2 separate regions of the Homo sapiens genome follow, and region 1 is linked to region 2. Evidence: chromatin contacts called from ENCODE Hi-C or POLR2A ChIA-PET data. All regions are on one chromosome and are shown on one strand. The core of a region is the stretch at or near the end of the contact, and the rest is flanking DNA. Distances in the headings are between cores, read along the strand shown. Region 1 holds the start of TBC1D14 (TBC1 domain family member 14). Region 2 holds the start of SLBP (stem-loop histone mRNA binding protein).

The links. A loop is a pair of places that touch in the nucleus more often than their neighbours do. ChIA-PET counts read pairs that join two places held with the same protein, here RNA polymerase II (POLR2A). Pooled maps may share reads with other maps.
Region 1: a loop to region 2 is called in a pooled map, with 11 times the contacts of the local background. The contact joins the promoter of TBC1D14 here to the promoter of SLBP in region 2. A Hi-C loop is called at or near these places in 3 of 50 pooled maps. POLR2A ChIA-PET finds 5 or more read pairs at or near these places in 2 of 52 experiments (BJ and CD8-positive, alpha-beta T cell).

The regions. Positions count from the first base shown.
Region 1 is chr4:6,907,395-6,911,644 of GRCh38, forward strand. It overlaps TBC1D14 (TBC1 domain family member 14), which reads left to right and starts at 2,432. Exons shown (of 14, transcript NM_020773.3): 1 at 2,432-2,557. RefSeq lists a silencer at 1,799-2,858 and an enhancer at 3,099-3,168.
Region 2 is chr4:1,710,189-1,714,549 of GRCh38, forward strand. It overlaps SLBP (stem-loop histone mRNA binding protein), which reads right to left and starts at 2,131. Exons shown (of 8, transcript NM_006527.4): 1 at 1,942-2,131; 2 at 1,686-1,802. The coding sequence starts at 2,000. RefSeq lists silencers at 1,508-1,627, 1,638-2,547 and an enhancer at 2,678-2,967.

The DNA.
Region 1 (4,250 bases), core at 1,182-3,681, 5.2 Mb after region 2:
GTTTCTTGTACAGGTGGGAAGGTTGGGGAGGAGCAGGGAAGCCTTCCGGGAGACCTGAGGAGTTAGCCAGCCCAGCGGCTCCCATGCGTAGGTCCTTTGCCTGGAACTGATGAGAGGGAGCTAAGAGGCCTGGATCTTGTCCACACTAAGCGATGGCTTTACTGCGGGGAGATAATCCTTCTGGAAACCTCAGGTAGAGTCTGCATGGGGAATGAGATGGCTTCATCTAGCCAGTTATGATGGGGGTCTACGCCTCAGGACCAGCAGAGCTGAGATCCAGGGCTGACCGCCCTGATCCCGGGATTATCTGCACATCAGAGATGGGGGTGAGGGAGGTGCCGAAAGGTGAAGTGACCGCACACAGCCACACGGCTAAATCCTGCTCGCCGTGCTAATTTTGTCAGACTCAAGTTGCAATGAAGATTTGTCTAGAACACGTCTGGGCGCTGAGGGCAACAGGTAAGGCGTGGGTCAAATCACGCTGCGGATGCAGGTGACGACAGGCTCCGGGAGAGACGGAGTGGGCGCAGCAGGATGGCGAGTGAGGAAAAGGCAGGCAGAGGGCGCCAGGTGCAAATCTGCAGGACCACAGACTTCGGTTCTGGATACAGAACAATGGTTCCTTGTCATTGTAGGGTTTTAGACCCTAAGACTCGGAATTAGGGCTGGAAGGGATTTGGGAGCCCCAAGCAGATCTATTAATCCAACGCATTAAATTGCTAATTAAGTCACGACTGAAGCAGTCTGTACTTTTCCACTAGGGTTTACTTAGAAAAAGCTGGGGAGGCCTTGTTTTAAGAGGTATGAAGGAGGCCTCGTATTATTTTTACTTAAAACCCCCAGAAATTTAAGCATTTATAAAGTTTCTGTGATGCAGCACTGCGAGGGATGTTAATGTTTTTGCTTTCAAGAGATCGCCTTTAAAAATCTCTCTTGCTTCTGCGTCATATCTCATAGATGCTCAGGGTTTTTACAGCCATGAGCTGGAGAGGAGACCCAAGTTCGGGGTTCCCTAGCCCATCCCTAACGACCGCAGTAGAGACAAATCTTCCATTTCATGCTTCCAGATGCTTCCTGTAATGCGGAAACTCCTCCTGCCCCTGACCTTTCTGAGTGGCTGAGTCTTCCCTTAGATTGGGCTGCAGTCAGTCTCTCCCGGGTTTCCTCTCTGGTAATTTATCTGCCAGTGACAACCCTCAGGGCTCCTGGTTGGCAGGAGCCAAAGCCAAGTGGAAATCCAGGACTTCTGGCTCCCAGCGCTGGGTCTCTCCTCTTGCCCTCAAGTCCCCAGAGTCTAACGACAACCCAATAACGTCAAATACCAACTATTTGCCAGGCCCAGGGAAAATAGCAGTAAACAAGATAAGCCCGGCTTTCCTCATGGAACCCACAGCCTAGAAGGGGAATGGAGACCCACTGCCCGTCAACAGGGGCTCCTCACATACTCTCTACCAGCTCATGGAGGGCTCTGGGGCAGGGAACCTGGCTTCTGCCCCTCTCAGCTACTGACCCACCCGGGTCCTTGGGCGGAGGGCTTCATCTCTGAGCCCGTTTCCCGCTTTGTACAATGGCTCTGATCATAGATCCCGTCTCTGGAGTTTGTGCAATGTTGAGGCCAAATATGCAGATAACGCCAGGCCAGTGGCTTCCAAACCCGCGTGCACATTACACAGCTTCCCAAACTGATGATGCTTCCATCTCATCTTCAGAGACTGTGACTTAATCGGCCTGGGCTTCAGAATATTAAAAGCTCCGCAGGCAATACTAAAGTGCAGACCAGTTTGGGAACTACAGCGCCAGGCACCGTGTCACAGCGCGATAAGAGAGAACGTTCGGAAAAGCCCTTTATAGATTAAGAGACTGAGGCTGGCTGGGAGGACGCCACGGCGCCGCTCCCAAGACCACCGCGGCGGGGCCTGAGCTCCGGTGTCACGCAAAGCTTCCCTTCCGCGGCGGGGCCCGGGCCGTCTCCCGCACACCGGCCGGGGCAGGGGAGCCCCATCGATGCGCTCCGCCGCTCGGCTCCCTACGCCTGAGCCCTGCCCGCTCGAGCCCCTTCCCCCTCCCGGCCGCTTCCCACTTCCAAGATGGCTGCGGGTGGAGCCGACCAGGTAAGGGGCCCCCTGTCGGATGTCCGTGGGGGCCCTGCGGGCACAAAGGCCCGCTCAAGGCAGCTCCTCGCCACTCCGGTTGGTTCTCCGGCAAAAAAAAAGGGCCGGCGACGCCGCTCCGGAGGCCCGCGGCGGGCGGCCCCCGGAAGAGGGACAGCCGGGCGAGCGCCGAGCTCCAGACGCGGCGGCACGGGCGGAAGAACGGGCGCGGGCCGGCAGGGGGCGGGGCGCAAGTGCGTGGGGGCGTGCCCAGGGGGCGGGCGAGGGGGCGGGGCGAAGCGAGGGTGCGCGCCGCTGTTCGCCGCGGGCTGCTCGCGCGCACCTGCGGGTCGGACCCGCTGCCTACCGCGTGCCCGGCGTCCTCGTCGCGCGAGTTGCCGGTCCCGCGGGGCCTGGGCTGCGGGCCCACGGGTCCCGGGGATGGCGTCGGAGCCGCGCTAACTCCGGTACTGAGAGCCTCCCGCGAGGGCCGGGCCGCGGGCCGCGAGGGAGGGCAGGGCGCGCGGGGCCGCCACCTGCTGCAGCGCCGGCCGAGGCGGGGAGCGGCCGGGGCGAGGCAGGTCGCCGGGCGCGGGTCCTGCTGGGTGTCCCTCGCCGCGCGGCCGCGGCTCCTGCACGCCAGGGCAGCGCGTGCGTGGCGCCCGGGGTGCCGTTACGGGGCCTCCGGGGCGGGGGCGACTCTCGGGACTCGGCGGCCCTCGCGGAGGCGCGCGCTGTGTCCCGCTCCTTTACGGAACTTGACGAAAAGTTTTCCTACTCCGACGCGAGGCTCCCGGCCTGAGAAGAGGCGCCTCGGTGCGCCAGACCCCGACCCCGGAGCCCCCTTCCACCTCGGACCCTCAGTCCCCAGGCAGCGGACCCTCCTCCTTGGAGCCCCTGACCCCGCTTTCATCTCTGACCCCTCTACCCCTGGAGCCCCTGACCCGCGAAACCCCCTTTCATCTCGGAGCCCTGACCTCCTTGGACCTCCACCCACGCGAACCGTCTGTCCCTGGGCTAGGGAATCTCTCTGCCTCCGCCTTGGAGCCTCCCATTACCGGGCCGCGAAGACCCTGGCCCGGGGACTGTCTCGGGGCCGGGGTAGCTGCCTTGAGGAGTAAGTCCGGGGACTCCTGGTCTCCCTCCCGCCAGGAGTCTCTCTAGGCTGTGGGTTGCGGTCCTGATGGGAACAGCTGGTCAGGAGGATAGGAGAATGACCCTGTGGACTCCAGAGCCAGCCTCTGCGAGCCCCGGGGTGACCGCGCCTGACCAGGCCACGTGAAGTCGTTTCTGTCCTAAAGTTGCATAGGACGCCGTTTTCTCTAGCGTGGAATTGGAAGCTTTGCTTGGGAAGGTTTTATAGGCACCGGTGCGTTTTGCCCCTACTGGAGGTCCCTGGGCATCACCTTGGTTATTTCACGCACTGAGGCTAGATGAGGAGGGTAGTCGTGGTGGTGTCTTGGGGACAAAATGCTCACTGTCTTGTCCCCAGTATTGTAGGATGTTGGCACCTAGTTGCTGTCTTGCCTAGCTTTTATAGCGGTGGGTTGCCTGTTGGAAACTGGTGGTTGCTTTGTCTGGACCGGGCTAGTCCTTACAGCAGTCTTAGAACACTTCCTGTTGCCCAGTTTATCTGGCCAGTACCAACCCATATCTCAGTTTGGGTATGGCTTCCCCCCTCCGACCAACCCTCTTACTGCTTCTTTGCTGTGTGTTTGACCCCTTGAGATTGTGGGCTCCGCAATCCTAATGAGATCCCCAGTCCTAATGAGAGCCTGGCATGAACTTGGTGCTCAGGGTCATTGGGCGAAAACACCTTTTGGGAAACATCAAGGGTGTCAGCTGGTACTAAGGGAGACAGAGTAACTGGCTGGGAGCCACCCACATGGGGAGAGTCAGAGATGGGATTCAAACTGAGGCAGGCTACTGGGCCAGGCTCTGCTCACCTCGGTATCCTCCGCTGTTCCAGCACTTTGCACCGAGCTGGGCCTGATTCCTGTTTGTGCAACTGAGTTTTCACCGTCTGCCCCCAGCCTACCCTCTCACATTCAGCTTGGGCTTTGCCTCTCCTGGCTTCTGCTGTTCCCCTGTGTTCCTTTAGCCCCTGCAGTTCCTCTGCATTGGGTCCGCTGTCTCCACCCCACTCCCCGTTTAGTGGGT
Region 2 (4,361 bases), core at 881-3,380:
AAGTCTCTAAATATCATCTCTATGTCCTGGTAACTCACTGTGCCTGAAGATGCCTCCCATGTAGACTCCTACACTCCGTTACCTTTCTTGACATCTCCTTTGCTTCTCTAAGCAGCTTCTCAAGCCTCACAACTTCCCATGCCTAGCTGCTCCAGCCCATCTTCTCTATCTTAGCAAATGGCCCCAATCAACAGCGTTCAGACCTAAAGGCTTGAGTCATTCTTGATGCCTCTTTCCTGTGTAAACCAAAAAGTGTCTGAGACAGGTCTCAATTGCTTTAGGAATTTAGCTAATGTTAAGGACATACCTAGAAGAACACGAAATTACAGAAAGAGTCTGTGGTCTGTGCCTTTCTCCAGAGATGACTGTCAGGGCTTCAATATTTAAAAGAGAAAAGTAGGTTGAAGGAGAAAGATCTACATGTTCCAAGAGAAAAGGAGCAGGTAGGGGAATAGTCAATTATGTATTCCTAGTGTGCTCAGTAAGTCGCCACTTAAAGTGAACAGAGTTCACCCGTGGAGATATTTAATCTTGTATCTGTAGGTATCTGCTTAGAAAAAAAAAAAGAAACACAAAGGTGGCCGGGCGCGGTGGCTCACACCTGTAATCCCAGCACTTTGGGTGGCCAAGGTGGGTGGATCACTTGAGGTCAGGAGTTCGACACCAGTCTGGTCAACATGGTGAAACCCTGTCTCTACTACAAATACAAAAAGTTAGCCGGGCGCGGTGGCATGCGCCTGTAATCCTAGCTGCTGGGGAGGCTGAGGCAGGAGAATCACTTGAACCCGGGAGGGGGAGGCTGCAGTGAGCCAAGATCGCGTCACCGCACTCCAGCCTGTGAGACAGAGTGAGACCCTGTCTTTAAAAAAAAAAAAAAAAAAAAAAAAGTAACGCAAAGGTAGTTTCTTGCATGATTCCGCGCTCAGCATAATTTTTTCCTTTTGGCACAGTGAAGTTGGGTCCGATTTTTTTTTTTCCTTTCACGCCTCCCATCCCCAACCCATCAGCAAGTCTCACAGGTCCTGCCTTCAGAAGCCTATCCCGAACCACGCATTTCCCTCCACCTTCACTGCTCCATCTCGGCCAAGTCACCACGCCTTTCAGGGAACTCAGGAGCAACAAGCCCCCAGTGCGGGACGAGCCACCCCAAAGCCCCTCGAGAAGTTTTCTCTAACCACAGCCCCGAAAAGCCCCGCCACTACGACCACTGGCACCCCTGCTTATTTCCTCCAGACCCTCCTCGGCCGTCCCACCCCATCAAGCCCTCCTTTCGCTCGCATCTCCACCCTCCCTGCACACTGCCTAACCCAGAAAATGGCCAAGCAGGTAAGCCCTGTCAACTCACTTCTCCTCGGGACTCGGGTGTCCCTGACTTCCACGTGTTCACGAGAAGCTCGTCAGAGACCCTGACCTCTCCCGGGAGCACAACACAGACTCGAACTGGCTAACTCGGGCTGACGCCGGTTCAGCTGACTCCCATCCTGGCAAGAGGCTTCCGGAGTGTTCCAGCGCCTCCCAGGCCTGCTGCGGCCGCCCCAGTCCACGGGCCGCGCGGAGACCAAGATAAAAGGACGCAGGGTGCCGACCTGACCGATCCCGGCACCGCGAGAGCGCGACGAGGTCCCTGGAGCCCGCGGCCTCGTCAAGGGCCCCACCGCGCCCCGACCCCCGGGTCCCGCGCCCACCTCTCGGGTCTGCGCTCGGCGCCGCGGTGCTCTGCCTCCTCGGCGTCTTCGGGCCTCCAGCGCCTGCCGTCGGCTCTGCGCTTCCGTCCCAGGCTCCATCGCGCGGGGGACGGCGGGCTGCGGGGAGGGACGCGGTCGGCTGGGCACGGGAGGTTCGGGACCGCCTTACAACCTCCGCCCTCCCACACCCCGGCCCCGCACAACCCCCGCCCCACGGGGCACGCGCTCCCTCGCCCGCCGCGCAGCCCGGCCTCACCTGGCGTCACCGTCGCAGCGGCTCTGATGCCTCGGCGGGCTTCGCGGGCGGCAGGCCATGGCAGCACGGGCCGGGCGCGCAGCGCAGGGCCGAGGCTGAGGCGGCGGCGGCGCGGGCAGAGAGCGCAGAGTAGAGCAGGGCAGGGCCTGAGGCAGAAACCCGCGTCCCCGCGCCGGCGCTCACGAGCTCTGCGCGCCCCGCCCCCAACCGCCTTTATGTGGGCGCCGGGCCCCGCCCCTCGGCCTCCCGCGCGCGCCGGGTCGGGCGAGACCATCGGGCCACGCCGCAGGGGTCCACTCAGCTGTGCGCGCCTCGCGAGCCGACTGGGGCTAGGGCGAGGCCTCGGGACCGCGGGCAGCCGCGAAGCCCGACTGCCCGGCCCTCGGCTCGGGAGCCAGATGGACGCCGTGGGCTGAGGAGAGGCCTGAGGAAAAGGTTGCCCCCACCCGCGGGATTGAGGCGGCCGGGCCGCCGCGGGCCTCTGCGACGCTGATAGGTCGCGCCTTGGCGGGCGGGGGCAGCTTTGGCGGGAGATTCGGCCGCGCGCGACGCGGCGCAGGTCGTGGGGGAAGGGTAAGCGGCACGTTTCTCGGCCTGGGTCGTGGCGCATCTCCCATTGGTTCCGGCCTGGGTGGAGCGCGGCTCTGCTTGGTTCCTGCCCAGGTGGGGGCGTGTCTCCTCCCTGGCGGGAACCCGGAACCCGGAACCCGGAAGGCGCGGCCTGTGGCGGGTACTGACTGCTTCCCACGGTCCCGTGGCCGCTGCAGGCCCCGTACGCGCCGTCTATTGTTTTGAGCCGCTTAAAGTTTTGGAGTAACCTTTTAGGTCGCAACAGTTGACAACTACACTGAGTCTTTCCGGTCCCACTGCCCTGGCCGTTGACCGCACACCGGCCACCGACTGAGCCGCTAGTTTCGGTTGCCGCTGCCTCCCTGCCCGTCCATGACGTCCTCCACTGTGTCGCCGGTGCATGACGCTCCCACCCTCTGCCTGGAGTTGACTGGGTTTGTATCCTGAAGAATCCCTGGCTCAGCAGGTAGGTTCCACCTGGAGGCGAGGTCCTGTAGATCCGCACCATCCCGTCCCGCTTCCCCGCCGTCACAGTTGCAGCTGACGGCCCCGCGGATCCAGCCAACTAGAACCCCAACGGGTGCACTACACCTGAGAACAGGTTCCCACAGCTTCCTGTTGGGGACAACGTGAGGGATGCAGGGGAGAGTGGAACCAGCCAAAAGAGTGGGCAGTGGGGTCAGGTCCAGGAGGCTGAGCCCCAGGGATGCTTGGGATCCCTCTAAGGCCTTACACCTCTGGGAGGGCCGGACTTTTGCACCTGCTGCCCTCAGGACTGTGCCTTGGTGCGTCCACCGCCCCCTTTTGAACTCAAAAAAGTCATCCTCAGACTAGGACGGACACATCCTGTCCCCTTCCTCCCCAGGCCCTGGGCATCCCATAACCCTCAACACTGTAAACTAAAAATAAAATCCTGGCAGGGCGCGGTGGCTCATGCCTGTAATTCCAACACTTTGGGAGGCCGAGGCGGGAGGATCATCTGAGGTTGGGAGTTCGAGACTAGCCTGACCAACATGGAGAAACCCTGTCTCTACTAAAAATACAAAATTAGCCTGGCATGGTGACGCATGCTTGTAATCCCAGCTACTCGGGTGGCTGAGGCAGGAGAATTGTTTGAACCCGGGAGGCAGTGGGCTAAGATTGCACCACTGTACTCCAACCTGGGCAACAAGAGCAGAACTCTGTCTCAAAAAAAATTAAAATCCTAAGCCCCCAACAACTGAATGGACCCCCTTGCGGTCAAGGGGACACCAGTGGCAATAAGATACCAAATTATGAATAGGACCTAAGGTCATGCCAGGCAAGGGTTAAGTCACACACCCTACATTTAAACTATATTCCTACTGCCACACTGCTTTTCTTTTCCTCTTAGTAGCTCAATAAGCACTGGCCTTGAGCTAAGCAATATTGGAACAGTGCAGTGGCCGAGATGATGGCTCATGCCTGTGATCCCAACACTTTGGGAGGCTGAAGCCTCCAAAAGGATTGCTTCAGGTCCAGAGTTTAAGACCAGCCTGGGTAACAGCGAGACCCTATCTTTACAAAAAACTTAAACAAAAAGGCTAGGCACTGTGGCTCACACCTGTAATCCCAGCATTTTGGGAGGCTGAGGTGGGAGGATCGCTTGAGCTCAGGAATTCGAGACCAGCCTGGGCAACATAGCAAGACTTCATCTTTACTAAAAATCAAAAAAATTAGCCGGCCATGGTGGTGTGTGCCTGTGATCCCAGCTACTCGGAAGCTGAAGTGGGAGGATTCCTTGAACCTGGGAGGTCAAGGCTACAGTGAGCCCAGATGGCGCCACTGCACTCCAGCCTGGGCGACAGAGTAAGACCCTGTCTCAAAACAAT